3 separate regions of the Mus musculus genome follow, and all the other regions are linked to region 2. A link is a loop called in an ENCODE intact Hi-C map of the cell type or tissue named here. Cell type or tissue: left cerebral cortex. All regions are shown on one strand.

The links. Hi-C counts contacts between places; a loop is a spot of excess contacts. Peaks named below come from ENCODE experiments on the same cell type or tissue, not always from the same donor. Only the 100,000 strongest peaks of a DNase experiment are listed, where the experiment ranks them.
Region 1: it touches region 2 in a loop (2.9-fold over the local background); 20 of 42 quality-filtered maps call a loop at or near these places.
Region 3: it touches region 2 in a loop (2.0-fold over the local background); 3 of 42 quality-filtered maps call a loop at or near these places.

Annotation. Positions count from the first base shown.
Region 1 is chr8:113,841,940-113,846,939 of GRCm38, forward strand. Adamts18 (a disintegrin-like and metallopeptidase (reprolysin type) with thrombospondin type 1 motif, 18) reads right to left here. Exons shown (of 23, transcript NM_172466.3): 3 at 2,916-3,229. Among named protein-coding and RNA genes, the nearest start is that of Adamts18, 4.4 kb to the right of the region's middle. In left cerebral cortex, no CTCF peak of the experiment used is centred here; a DNase peak (open chromatin) is centred at 3,083; H3K4me3 peaks cover 294 bases.
Region 2 is chr8:113,982,303-113,987,302 of GRCm38, forward strand. No RefSeq gene overlaps it. Among named protein-coding and RNA genes, the nearest start is that of Gm30107, 96 kb to the right of the region's middle. In left cerebral cortex, a CTCF peak has its summit at 2,757 (motif pointing left); a DNase peak (open chromatin) is centred at 2,755.
Region 3 is chr8:113,761,007-113,766,006 of GRCm38, forward strand. It overlaps Adamts18 (a disintegrin-like and metallopeptidase (reprolysin type) with thrombospondin type 1 motif, 18), which reads right to left. Exons shown (of 23, transcript NM_172466.3): 10 at 3,214-3,367. Among named protein-coding and RNA genes, the nearest start is that of Adamts18, 85 kb to the right of the region's middle. In left cerebral cortex, no CTCF peak of the experiment used is centred here; a DNase peak (open chromatin) is centred at 1,894.

The DNA of each region.
Region 1 (5,000 bases), 140 kb before region 2:
GCTTGGAAGTAGTACTTCACCCCCCCCCCCATTAACCATCAGGAAGATGTAGGCCACAGTGTGGTACCCAATTCACATCTGTAAAATGAGTGCTATGGAAAAGGCAGATAGCATCAAGTGTTGGTGAGAAGAGGGAGTGTCCAGAGCGCTCGCACATACTATTGGTTGAAGTGCACACTGGTGTAGCCATTTTGGACACCTGATTCACAGCATCTGCCAAAGCTTGACCTATGCCTACCCCAGGAGCACAGCGACTTGACTCTTAAGCACATACCCAGGGGCGTGAGAACACAAGAACAACAAACAATTATACAAACAAAACCATCCTGGGATCCTCATACTTAAGCAACAATTTTCAATAAGCATAAATAAACCACAAATTCCATTAGGGCAATGGTGGACAGGAAGGAAGGAACAACTGAGTGCCCTTCTTGGGGCATTAATAATGTCTGTTTAATCTAGGCTCATATATATGGGCATGGACTTTGTGAACATTAATCAAGTTATACCATTACTTTTTTTACATCTTCCTGTATGTGCATTTTAACGTTTATATGCAGATATTACCCTTCAACACAAGGTTACAAAATTAATATGGATCAGGGTTACCACTTGCTAGTGAGAGTTCCATTCTCTCTTACTTTGCTTCTTACTGGTCTGCTGTGTTTCCTAGGTGTTTTATGGAGGAATGGGAAAAGGATAGTAGCAAACTCAGGACAAATAAGTTTGGTTCTTCTCTACCTCTTAACAAATAGACTCTATGGAGGTGACCAAATTAGATCACTAGAGTCAGATGTCTGGAAATTGTAAAAATCTTAGAGGTCATCTCACACCACTCAAGAGAGCAAAGCAAGGCCCAGTGATGTCTCGATAACTAAGTACGTACACCGGCTTGTTGCAGAGAAGGGACAACCTGTGCCTTCCACAAGGCAGACCCTGGGTCAATTATTTCTGGAGAAATTTTAACCTTTTCATTCTTCTGCCTTAGATGGTAATTTGTCCTTAGTTCAAAAATGAACCTCTTCCCTAGAAAAGATAACCTGATATCTACTCTGGAATTAGCAAATCCGACTTCCTACCCCTCCCAAGGAGCAGAATTCCTGAGTGTTGAACACGGAGAGGCTACATTTTGTAAGAATGAGAAGACATAGAGACTTGGAAGCCTGGGATGAGATCTCCCCGGTTACTTCTACTTTTAGTACATTTAACACTTCTATCTATTTTGTATACCTTATGTATGTGTGTGGGTTTGAGTGTGCCACAGCATGCATGCAGAGGTCAGAGGAGCTAGCTCTTTCCTCCCACCATGTGTGTCCCAGGGGATTGAGCCTAAGTCAATGGGGCTTGAGAGCAAGCATCCTTACCTACTGAGCTAACTCATCAGCAATAGTCCTGGTTTTAGGGATGAGAAAACTAAGGCACACGCAGAACCCTACTAGCTGGTACTGGTTTGATAATGAGAATCAGGGTCTGCAACTGTTCATTGTGAGTGTTTGGAATGAGATGGTTTAAGGCTCTGTGGTGGAGGGAGTAACCCTGGAAGACTTTTGGAAATTGGAATAGGCAGAGGGTGGGAAACACAAGGAGGAAAGCCAAAACCCAGCAGAAGACTCAACACACACACACACACACACACACACACACACAACCACACACAGACACACAGACACAAACAAAGGATGAACACTAAGATATGTCCATGCATGTGCGTGTACATGTGTGTGTAAGCATGTCATAACACCCAGGGAATCTTTGAGACAGTCATCATTCAATTGAATTGAGATTAGCTGGGTATTGCTAACTCGTTTTATTTTGTCATTTAAACACGCTAAAGAATACCATGGCTGTGGTTAGGGTTTTGGCTGGATTTCAGGGCAATATGTGAGGAATAAAAAAGTTGTAACTAAAAAAAAAAAAAAAAAAAAAAAAAAAAAAACTTAACCCTTGAGAATATGGGAACCTTCATTTACACCAACCCACCCCCGAAGCCACCCCTCTCGCTTAGCCAAGCTGTATCCCATGTGTACATCCCCAGCTAATTCCCAATTGGGCTCTCTCAAATTTTCTTCCTTCCGCCCATGCCACAGCATGATCATCACGTGTCTCCAATCCCAACTCTGCTGTCAGTCTGAGACATTTCTCCATTGCAACATGAAATGAGAGCCTAGGATGTCATTTACTGCCTTGTCTACTTGATTGGATTCTGAATATCATTTACGTGGATATTCTCAGCCTGGTGTTTGACACAGAAAGACTATATGGAAAGGAAATCAGGCTCGAGTCCCAAGGGCTTTTAAACTTCTTGCCTCCAAGGGTGCCATGCTTCACCCTGCCAGTACCACACATCCTCTCCTATTTTAAGAGGATTCCTTCTGTAACTACTACACCACCAACAGAATTTCAAAACAAAAACAAAGAAAAACCCCTCCCCTTAATTCCATCATGTTGAAGGTAGGCTAACTCTGGCTGCTGAACACAATTCTAGATTAAAATGCAGTTTTCCCCTTTCAAAGCAACAGAGATGCATGTAGCCGGTTAGATTTGTAGAATGCCTGGTCTCCCAAGACGTTGCAAAGCGAATGGCATCCATCAAATTAATTTCCTTGGGGATCGTCTCAAACATGGGGAATGAAAGGGCCCAGGCCATTAAACATCAAAAGAATGTTCTAAATGCTCATTAAAGTTCTATTATATTTTCTTTGCTTTTCATTTTTCTTTCTTTTTTCTGCTCCCAGAGACCAGATTAGATTAATTCAATTAATCTAATTTATAATTATCTGTAATATTATACGTATCAGAGCTGACAGTGTGAATGTGTGGAGTTGGCTAGAGGGAGCTTAATGCGCTGGACATCTGTTCATTCAAGTTATACAAAACACGAAAGAACGAGTTCCATTAGAGCAGGGCAGACTCACCAAGCCGGCACACGTAGACACAGCCACAGAGGACGAGCTGTCATTTCTGATAAATCCCTGATACAAACACTGCGGTACCTCAGGCTCCCGAGTCTCTGAAGCACCGTCCTTTCCAAGTACTTGGACTCTAAAGTGACTGCTCAAGATCGCCGAGGGCTTAAGCTCTAAATGTAGATCCTGTCCAAATGCTGAAACTCGGTAGTGCAGGGAGTTGCTGGCACCGTGTGCCGATCGCCTTTTCCTGTGGTGCAAAATGTCGTGTGAAATATATGACCCGCCCGAGTCCACTTCTACTGGCACGACAAAGACGTAATCTGTAATGGGAAAACAAAAAATTAGCTGTCAGCACCCAGAGCCCAAGATGCCAAAAGGGCCACTTTCCAGCAGCTTGCCCCGAAGCTCACAAAAAACCTTGTTCCATGCACCTAACAGTGAAGAGAATTCAGAGAGGCTGGCTCACTGCATTCTGAGCCATCGGGCTCTGCCAGCTTATGCTATAGCTGGGATTGGGGCTCAGGGGCCCAGAACTTGCCTAGCATTAAAAAATAAATAAACCCTACAAAAACCAAAAGCTAAGTGCAACTTTGATAAATCTCAAAGATATTTGGGTGAAGGGTCAATTCTCAGTCTGAAAGGAAATACAGGGGCTCTTCATATATTAGCCATATGTAATCATATGTAACTTATTATTGTTGATAAAAAAAATCAGTATAAAGGATGGATTTGATTGATAGCCTTGTTTAGGTCCAACTTAGAAACTTTCCTGATGGAGTTTAAATTGTGAATGACTCATAAAATATGCTGTTTCTGATTATCCCCTTGGCTCATTAACAAGGGGCACCCAGCTACTCACGCCAGCATTTGGATCTCCCTTAGTGTTTCAAGAAGCCTCCACCGGGGACTCTCCTGTTTAATCCCAGGCCTAAAATACAACCTCGGCAAAAAACATGCCTCCAAACCATCAGAAGCATCCAGATAGAGGCTGATGTTTGGAACTGCTCAGACTTGTTGGAGGGGGCGTGGCAGATCAGGGACACCTGGAAAGGCATGTTTAAAAATGCCTTCCCCCTGGCTCCCCTGAACAGCACTAATTGCTGTGTGATCTGGGGGTGTGTACAGGGGCGGGGTGGGGGGGTTAGGGGAAGCTGGGCAGCGAGGAAACAATTTGCTATAGGAAAGAGCAAAGTCAGTATGCTGCTTTCTTTCACAAAACATTGGAATTGAAAAGCATCGTCCCAGAAGATGATGTGGAGCATGCCCAGTGTGAATTAAAAAAAAAAAAAAAAAAAAAAAAAAAAAAAAACTTCCACTTTCTAGGCACAGAATGGGAAACTAATTTGTAAAGTGTTTAGAAAGATTCCGAACAACTAAGAGGCATGTTTGAGTCACTTGGGTCCTTGGCTTGCAGAAGAGAAAGGGGGGGGAGGGGGATTCCCTTCCTTGAACAGTCAACAACAATGAAATAAAAACAGAAGATGCTAAGGAATCAGGGAGTCTCGGGTGTGTAGAGATCGATACACAATACACAATTCTAATTGGGCTTAATTAGTAAAGACACCCAACAGGACCATTTGTGACTTTTAAGGTGTGGCCAGCTCTTTTATGGTTCTTTCATTTTCTCCTTCTCTCCTTGAAACTAGAAACACCCTATCATTGACATATTCTTCAGAAAATAAAAGGAAAAAATGTGTTTCCCTTCTCTTTCCCTTAAAACTGAGCAGCACACATCTTAGTTCTCAAAAATTTCTGATATGTTGTTCTGCAGGTATGTAGCTTTTGATTAAAGCCGTCTTTCTTTCCTCGCTTTTTTTTTTAAAAAGGGAAAACCCATTTTCTCTATCTACCAGTCATACCTAACTACATAATAACCTTTTCCAACATATGTGCGGTTTCTACAGTGTGTGTTTCCGGTTTCTACAGTGTGTGTTTCTTACCTCCTTGTGCACGGCCATCTGAGATTGCACCTGCTCTTACTTGGAAGACCATGTAGGCGTGTTAGCCAATCATCTAGACCCCTCACCCCCTACCTACCCCAGACACCTGCTACAAGTTTGTTTCCAAGAGAGGAACATACAGGCTGTTGGT
Region 2 (5,000 bases):
TGCTGCAAGCATGAGGGCCTGAGTTCAGCATCTTCGGATCCCAAGTAAAGAACAAGGCATGGTGCCACCCGACTATAATTAATTCTAGTGCTTTAAGGTGGGAAGCGGAGACTTAAGAGGGTCGCTCATTCTCTAGACTCAGCCACACTGGCCTAAGCTGCAAAACTCCAGGATGGTGAGAAACCTTCTCACACAAAAGGTGGAGTCCTCTGCTCACCACAGGTATACTACATTACACCCGCGGGATGCGCATGCGCAGCCCCTCCCCCGAGGCAGCAGGAATCCAGTCGATCACATCAAACTCTACAGCTCAGGTGCCATCCCACAGCAGGATCTGAATGGCATTGGCTCAGGATGGGCACTGCCCTAAACCTCAGTGAGTTTTGCCACTACTGGTGCCCGACCTCCCATCTCCTGTCTTCTGGGTGTGATGTGATGGCTTTTGCACAGAGGGGTGTGATGGCCAACTGATCTACTAACTCCGGATCACAGTAGAGACCAGACTGGAAGTCAGACAGCCAAAGAGTAGGAACCTCAGCCGACCAAACAAAACACTGGCAGTCAGACCGACTGGAGGTGTGAACTACCGACTTGCTGCAAAGTACTACAAATTATAGGCCTTTGTAAGGGTTTGAAAGCATCAAATTGAAGACTGCCAAGAGTCCACAGAGTGAAGAGGACATGTCAGTGCCCCACCCACGTGCCCTAGGGTATCTTTGTACCTCGAGTCAGTGGGTTTTCCCATCCGATGGGAGTATTCTCAGAATCTGCTCTTGGGTTAATGAAGTTGGTTGTGCTCACAGGCACAGATAAGAAGCCACAAGTTCTGGTGTAAGCGAGTCTCCCATCCCTACTCTTAACAAAGGGAGACAGGTGCGATCCTGGGAAATCCCCATCGCCCTTGCCCCAGATTTTAGGACACAGCTTACTTTCCAAAGTTGTCCCGATGGGATCCGGTGGAAGCTCCCCTGTCGGACTTTGCCTGAACTTGCTTTCTTCTTTGGCATAGTCCCCTGCCCTGCCTTGCCCTGCCCTGCCAAACTACTCTCTTCCTGCTTCCCACGAGTGGCCTCCTCTTGACGGTCACCCCTCACGGTTTCTCAACTCAGATGCCAGTCTCTCCTATAGCTGTAGTGGCGGGTTATATATGCCGATATAACTGAATGGAGCAGTGCCCAGACAGCCGTGAAGCATTACCCAATGTCTATAGGCATGTTTTCTGGGGAGGTTGGGGTTGGCAGAATGGATAAAGAGCGGGGTAGTGGTGGCGCACACCTTTAATCCCAGCACTTGGGAGGCAAGGGGCAGGAGGATTTCTGAGTTCGAGGCCAGCCTGGTCTACAGAGTGAGTTCCAGAACAGCCAGGGCTATACAGAGAATCCCTGTCTGGAAAACAAACAAACAAACAAAAAAACCCTGCCTCATAAGTGAAATAGTCTTCACCTAATCATTGCAGGCTCCACAACGGACAAAAGAGTGGAAGAAAGAAGAAATCACTCGGCCTGGACTCAGGCCTCCATTTACCTTCTAACTTTGGACAGCCACGGTGTTCTTGCCAAAGGACTTTGAACTTGACTAGAACTAACATCATTGGATTTCCTGGCCTAAATTTGGGTTTGAACCATACCCCTCACTTTCCTGGGTCTCTATCTTGCAGATAACAGATTCTAGAACAAACCAGCCTCCATATCACATGAGCTCACCACCGCCCCAGGCTATACTCTTTGTACCAACCAGTTCTGTTTGGTGGACTCCTGACACAGTAGATCTGGGTGTGAGATAAATAATTCAAAGAATGGCTACCGGAACATAAAGGAACAAAAGTGACTGGAATATGCTAGACACACTCAGGACTCTGCCCTCCATGAGCTGTTAGGCAAATGCACTGTAAATCATATCCCAGATAACATTTACTTGTTGCTTTGTAATATGCATATGCACAATCTATAAACATATGTAGATAGACTGCTAGATGCATTCACCAGCAGGCATTAATGCTTGCATGCTGATACTATAGACAAACCATTGCAGAAAACATAAAGGACATATCTTTGGATGCCATGTCTTACCGAGAGGTTTGTAGGAACACAGGGAGATCCTGTTGGTATCTCCCTGATAGGGCCAAGAGATGACTTTTTCCCCCAAAGCAGAGTCTTTGCTTATTACCAACCTTTGCAGGGACATAGTGTACGTCAAAATACCCAGCAGCCTTTGTCGCTGGCTCTACCTTCTGAGCACTTTGTGAAGCAAATACACAGCGAGACATAATAAAGTCTCTAAAGACGGGAGGACCAACAAAGCATGGGTGTGGGCCTGCTTCTATGTTTTACCAGCCCCTTGGTTCCAGATATTAAAACCAGATATGGCTAGTTTCCTGTTCTGTAAAATGACAGCTTGAAGGACTCCTCTAGAGTCAATGGGAAGAATCCTATACTCAAAGTGCCTAACTCAATGCCTATTACAAATAAGGACTCCATGAAACTCATTTTTCTCTCTAGCCTTTATTTATTTTTTAAAGAGTCAGAGCTAAGAGATTGAAAACAGCCCAGCCTGATTGACAGAACTTTTGAAGTCAAGCCTTTGTAAGTTTCTTGAGGGCAGAGGCTGGATCATTTGCCTCCTCGGTACCGTGTCAAGCCTGCTGGAGTTGCCCAATAAACACAATAAACATTTCCAAAAAAAAAAAAAAGATGCTGAATAAGCCGACGGTTGCTGCTTCAGTTACCGTGGGGAGGCTGCCACCTGGTGGACACGGAACAAAACAGCACACCTCTGGAACCTGGATTCTCCCCCAGAGGGTTGGAATAAATGGCAAGACTTACCTGGCGACTGACTGTTCCCAGCAGTCTGCGCTAGTCATGGGAGTTTTCAAAGCAGCAGAAAGAAAAACACCGGAAGAAACACAGTGGATTTCTTCGGGCTATTTCTTAGGGCCATCACCCTGGACTGTGTAGATTGGAGAAGTGAGCAGAACTTGGGTGCATTTCTTTGCGTTTTTTAAGACTGTGGCTACAATGGAACCATCTGCTTCAGCTTCCTTGACTTGCCTTGACTTCACTTGAGGGACTTCACCTTGAACTGTGAACTGATTTAAGCCCTTTCTCCGCTGAGTAGCTTTTGTATCTCCGCAATAGGAAAAGAAATTAAGCCAATGCCCCAGTGTAAACTGGAAACTGGGTACTTGTCACTCGGAGCAACATCATCACAAAACAGCAAAAGCGTTGTTTATGCCTGCATGCTGAACCATGCTCCCTCGCTTGGATCAGCAACCCCCTTCTGCCAATAGGCTGTTTTCTCAAGGACTCCGTGGAAGTCCCAGGTCAATGAAGCACTTATTGAGTAACGACCGCAATTTCCTGAGCAGAGTTTTTGAGCAAAAGCAATCACGTGAGGGAAGTCCTACCCATTTCCATCAATTCATGTCTGCCTCTGCCTCCTGAGAGCGCTCAATCGGTGATTGCCATCATCTCCTCTCAGAGAAGCTCGCAAACCCTTCAGCTAATTTGCCCAGGAAGAAAGAGGAGCCTGAAGGACTCCGTGGGACTTGACACAGGCTGACCTCTGCCTTTGCCCTTTCTGGCAGTAATTTCCTGCATCACATGGGGGACGTGAAAATAATATTTCTGTTGGTATCAGACGTCTCCCCATTAGTGCTGGACAAAAGTCAACCAAGGTGGGGTGAAGAATACCGAATCAGAATAATCTCTGACCCTCTTCCTCAAATAGATGCCACACCAGGGTCTCCCCGCTTATTAGCATCCTAAATATCTTTCCTTCTTCCTAAAGACACCCGCACCCCTCCCCCCTGCGCTCTACTCATTTCCTGCCTGTCACCCTGGAAAGTTGGCATCGGTTTTACAACTGAGAGGTTTCCGTTGAAACCTGCCTGGCCTCTCCTCGGTTGCCCACACACAGAATCTGAGATGTTGATACTGAATAAGGACCAGGTGGAGTGTGGGAACTAAATATCACAGCTTCCTAAGGGAAGAAAGCCCTTTGGTATGGATTTTCCAGACAGAGGCAGAATAACAACTTCAGGCTTATGTCAACCTCGGCTAAGTGACATGCCTTCATGTACCCATTTTCCTAAATGGTATAATAGGTGTGGTATTCCACTATGACAGAGCTCCACAAGAACATGTTAACCATCCCCCTCGGGCCCTTTTGAAAGTTCTTTTTTTTTTTTTAAATGAACTTGGAAACGACCTATGGGAAGTGCCTAAGTGTCATGCCTAACACTTAGGGGGCATTCAACAAAATGATGTTAGGTTCCAAAATGCAAACATTAAATTTATTTAGTATGGGCAGCTTGGACTATACTTTTAGGGGCAAATCCCCAGTGTGTGTTTGGGCTTTGTGGAGCCTAATGCTCAGTTTGAAACTGTATCCTCAGGGCCTCCTCAAGGGACAGATATATATTCTAAAGTTGTATTGGGCATCGGTATCTTGTGCTCACCAAAGAGCATGCCATGCTGCCCATTTGCCTTCTAAATATTTATATGTGTACACAGAAAAATGGTGGGCTGCTCTCAGCCTCCGACAGGGAAGGCTTTTGCTGCAGTACAAGCCATCTGTAACCTCATATTTTCCCACCCATCCATTCTGTTTCCAGAAACAATGACTCTGAAACTTCTTATGTATGCATACATGCTTAAGCCAATAGCTTTGGAGTGTGTGTGTGTGTGTGTGTGTGTGTGTGTGTGTGTGTGTGTGTTTTCTCTCTCTGTGTGTGTGCATGTGGCACAGAAGCCAGAATAAAACATTGGGTCACTTGGAGCTGGTTACTAATGTTTGTAGCATATCTGGCTTGTTATATGTTACTGGGACCCAAACTCTGGTTCTCATGACTGTAAAGCAAAGGCTATTAACCGCTGAACCATCTCTCTAGCCCCCTACAAAAGTTTAGAGACAAGGGGCTGGAAAGATGGCTCCGTGGTTATGGACACTGACTCCTCTTCCAGTCACCCCAGAGTTCAGTTTCCATCAACCGCATAGTGACT
Region 3 (5,000 bases), 220 kb before region 2:
TTTTCCTGTGACCCCAGTTAGTTCTCATGTGAGTGGGGACACTATCATACCCTGGGCCTGTCCTCACTATCTTCCTTTCTGGCTTAACGTTTGCAGTGAGATTATATTTGTGTGTGTGTGTGTGTGTGTGTGTGTGTGTGTGTGTGTGTGTTTTGTGCGTGCGCGCGTGCACACATACATACATCATGCACGCTCTGGCCATGGACATCATCCACATTGTGACGCAGAAAGACCCTCATTAGAGTTGACCAACATCAGTGCAATACTGTGAACCACTCCCTCAACTGTCCTGTAAAGCAACCTCCCTATGCAGCTATGCAACCTCTTTTTCTCCCTAGGCAGCTATGCTTTAGGACTTTTGTTACAGATGTCAAAGTGAAATACCGTTGGCAAAGGCAGAGATCAGTGTGGTTTGCTACGCGAAGAAAATGTGAAGCTGGGAGAAGAGAGAGAGTGGGCACAAGTAAAAAAAAAATAGTCTCAGACACCTCTTTCTTTATGAAAACATCAGGCACGCTGGTGGCAGTGACGTTGAACATGAACGAGATCAAGAGAAGACACCCTTATGTAGAAGGATGCAACTAGACCCATAGAACAATCTCACAAATTAGCCAGAGAACTATTACCTTCTCTTTACAGATGTGGGCATGCAGGTCAACGGAGGATGAATTATTTGTCCAAGATTCTAGGCAAAGTTGAAATTAGATACTAACCCCAGGTCTGCCTTAACTCCCAAGGGTGGAATATGTGTACATGTGCATGCAAGCTTTTTATTAAAAAGAATTATTTTATTTAAATTCTCTCTCTCTCTCTCTCTCTCTCTCTCTCTCTCTCTCTGTGTGTGTGTGTGTGTGTGTGTCTGTGGTGTGTGTGTGCTTGCACATGAGTATAGGTGCTCCAAGAAACCCAAAGACACTGTCAGATCTCTTGGAGCTAGAGTATAGGAAGTTATAAGGAGCCCTGTGTAGGTTTGGGAATTGTACTCAGGTCCTCTGGAAGAACAAGAAGCACTCCTAACCACTGAACTGTCCCTCTACCTCTGTAGACATGCTTATAACTACCATGTAACCCTGCCTTTCTAGGAGGAATGGCAAAGTTCATGAAGATTAAAGAGAAAAGGTTGAAAGCGCTAACAATGACGGCACAATGAAGGCCTTGAAGATAAATGCAAAATATTTTTAATGGGATTTTGCTGTGTTGAAAAAATGTGTGTGTGTGTGTGTGTGTGTGTGTGTGTGTGTGTGTGTGTGTGTTAGAGCACAGCAGGGCACTATGTATAACCATTAGAGGTGTGTCCATGACTCAGGTTATAAGCAAGATTAGCGAAATACCAAAGGCTAGTTCACAGGGAAAACAAACCCACACTCAGAAGCCATCAATCAATCGCACCTTCCCCCTCCACTGCCATCATAAACCGTCTCTGTTAACCCAGACTCCCCAGCTCCCTTCCAGACAACCAGGCATCTCTGAGCCGGCCATCATTTTAGGTCATTTCATTTAGAATTTTCATTTCCATCCACTATGCTTTCCAGGGTCAACAAAGGCTGAGATAGCATCTTTAAAAATATGATGTGGCACCAGAAAATGATTAAGGCGAGGTTCTGACACCCTCCTCACGGCCTGACACAGAACAGGCGTGACCCCGGTGGAATGTGACTCATTCACGAGCTCCCTTGAAATTCTAAAGGGAGCCATCCTTATTACAAGCTACACACTTACAACGTGTGCATATTCACTGACTGAGAAAGCTGGTGAATCTCAAGATGAAGTGAACAACTTCATACTCAGGAGACACAGTCTACAGTTAATGGGTTACTTCCCCCAGTGCTGTGATTTAACAGGCAAATTGAAAAGAGCTTTAAACTTGCTCATTTTTAAAAACCTACCACGCGTAAACACTTGCCAACCCAAAGCCCACGTGTCGTGGAGGATATGCTCAAAAGATGCATCTGTGGATTAGTTTTTTAGTAGTAGTGCTTTTAAATTGCATTAACTTCTATAGCTTCACGTCAAACCTGTGACTGGATAGACACCGTTTCTCAAGAATGGACTTCTGTTTAATAGGCGAGTTCTCTTTCTGCAAAGCATAAAACTACAGAGATACCACACAAGTCATGACAGCGGCTGCTGAACTGTCAGATGGAGGGAAACTGGTATCCAGGGAAGGAGAGGAGGAGGCTTAACTTCCACGTATGTGATTTGTTTTGTTTAGATTTCATCACTTAAAAGTTCCGTGTCTTTAGGCAAGCTGGATACCTTCTCTGGGATGTAGGTGAGGGGGGAGCACTAACTTTTACTTCAAAGTGGTTTTGACGACGGAGGTCAGGTACAATAAATCTTTGGGCAGAATGCCTTTTGTAGCATGGAGGGTCATGCAGAGACTGCTGGAATGATGATGGTGGCAGCAATAGTTAGGATGACAGTGTAGCTCCTGATCCATGTTGCTATGGTGACGGAGAAGGAGCGATAGGGGGAGGAGAGGGAAGAGGAAAAGGATAAAGAATGGAAGAAGTGGAGGAAAGAAGAGGCTACCAACTGCTATTTCCCATGCTTTGTATCTTCCACCAGACACTGGAAATGAACAAACTTTAAAATCATGGCACATTCTATTGGCATTGGGACTACAATGTTGTCAGGAATGGGCTTCCTGACAGAGCACAACCCTGTTTCTCTTATTTGTACATACTAGAATTCTGTATTTTCTCACTTATCTTAGCGGCGATCTTGCTTCCTTCCCAAGAGTTGATTAGAAAACCCTGCTGAGACTATGAAAGAGGAAGTCAACTTCTGGTACCAGTTTGTCTGCTGTATTGGTTTTCTTACACAGTGAAGGGCACACGTTTATTCATGTCATGGTGATTTTGAAACACATCGCTTTAAACTTGAGTAAAGACAACAAAGGCCTTGGTTAGCAGGAGTCATCACTCTCAGCTTTACCACGAGGAGTAAAGCCTGCCAGTGAGAAGTGGAACATTTTCTTCCAAGGACAGAGACAACTGGTATTTAAACCAGGCGGACATGGTCTATGGGGGATAAGCCTGGATAATTCATTGACAGGAAAATTACCACTTAATTATCATGCCAAACAAATGACATTTGAGAGATAACCCAGATGCTAACCTTTGGCCTCAGCAAACCAAATGTTTATCCTTTTGGTAGGTACAGGCACATGGCATATCCTTAATGCAAGTTAGACATCACAAAGAAACATACCTTCATAACCCCAAGGCTGCACAGCTTGGCTTTGGCTCCAAATTGCCACTTACATTGCATGTCGGCATCATAAATCTGTCCCGGGAGTTTGTCCGGATATTTATACTGTCCCGTTTGCTTGGGCTCATCCACCAGACAGCCAGCCTGCGGTGTACTACATCGATAACACATCCTTAATAACAGCTCTGTTCATCTGTGACCTTTTCCCATTTAAAACTGCACCTCTGTGAGGGCAGCCATGCAGAGGAGCATAGAATGCTTAGAGACACAGGCATGTGTTTAAAGTTTTTTTTTTTTTTTAAAGTATGTTTTATTGCAAAGAGTGAGTCCCATCTAAAAGGTTGGAATGTACACTGTCATAAAGGGTTTTATAGGGGGCTGGAAGTTCTGGTCATCTAACTAATGTGCACTAGAATTGGGTAGGAGATAGAAGTATAAATATAAGAAAAATCTCCCGTCTACAGTCTCATCCCAACAACACTGGACTTTTTTTTTTTCTTCTGAGAGTCTACTGTATGATTAGCATTAGCTTAAGAAATTAAAACACAAAATAAGTCAGACACAAAGGATGTCTGTCTTCATGGGGTTTTAAGTGACGGTATACTTCTTACAGATAGGACTAAGAAGAAATAAGGGTGTACGTTGTCTCAAATAAGCTTTACAAACGAAACCAAAGTTATAGCCAAAGAATCAGGAGGTTCTGGTTGTGCTGTTGTTGGCCTAGAAGCCTAGCAGTCGAAGCAGGGGGATCAGGTTCAAGGCCAGCCTAGGCATATGTAAGAGACCTCGTGTAAAATATAAGAGCACCCCATACAATAAACTTTAGGATCAGGGGCAGAAGGGAGAAAGCTCCCCTGAAGGGTCTTGACAATATGGTAAGGATGTTTTTTTAACCAAATAATCTCACTCCCATTTTTTTAATGTAATCAAACTGTGCCATCACTAAGGGGTTAATTAGTGATTAATTAGTGTGCCATCACTAAGGGGTTAATTAGTATGTGATATTAAATGTAAATGTGGAGTCAGATACAGGGAGGTACTATCAACTGTGCATCCATAATGACTTTATATAATTCTCATAAACCTCCTTAAGGATTATGAGTCCCACAAGGGCTGTAACGTCAATGAAACTAGAAAATTAAATGTGCTTAACCCAGCAGCGAAGGTAATGTCAATAGCTGCTGTAGCTATCATTACTATGAAAAGTCCTGAATGACAGCAATGCCATGACGGTAATTTAATCCACCTGGAGTTGATCTTGATTTATGATATTTACTGAGCCCATTCTCACGTGAGGTAGGAAAGACAATGTCAATCCCCCAACAATGAACCTAAAATTAATATGGAAATATAGGAGGATGTGGGTTGTGATAAATCAGCAAATATCTGTCCATTTTTTTTTTTTACTATGAGTTGGGCATCAGTCAGCTATACATACTCACATATAATCTGCCTTGTTGATGCAGCTTTTCTGTGAACATTTCCAGCTAATACATAGTAGCATAGGTTTGAACATATCAGGATCATCAATTTGTCATGAAACGTCACTAATATCAGGTCAAAGAGGGAGCAATCAGAGTGCATATATCTATATGTTATGTCAGATCTATGTGAATCAATATGGACTAAAAATATGGAGAGACATGCATGCCATTAAGCACCGAGTAATTTTTTAAGCTTACTCTTCTTTTTTTTACTTAAGTGTATGTGTCTCTGTGTGCAAGCATTTGGCAGAAGTCAGAAAGGGGCATCCCTATAGCTGGAGCCATGGGCATCTGTGAGCCATG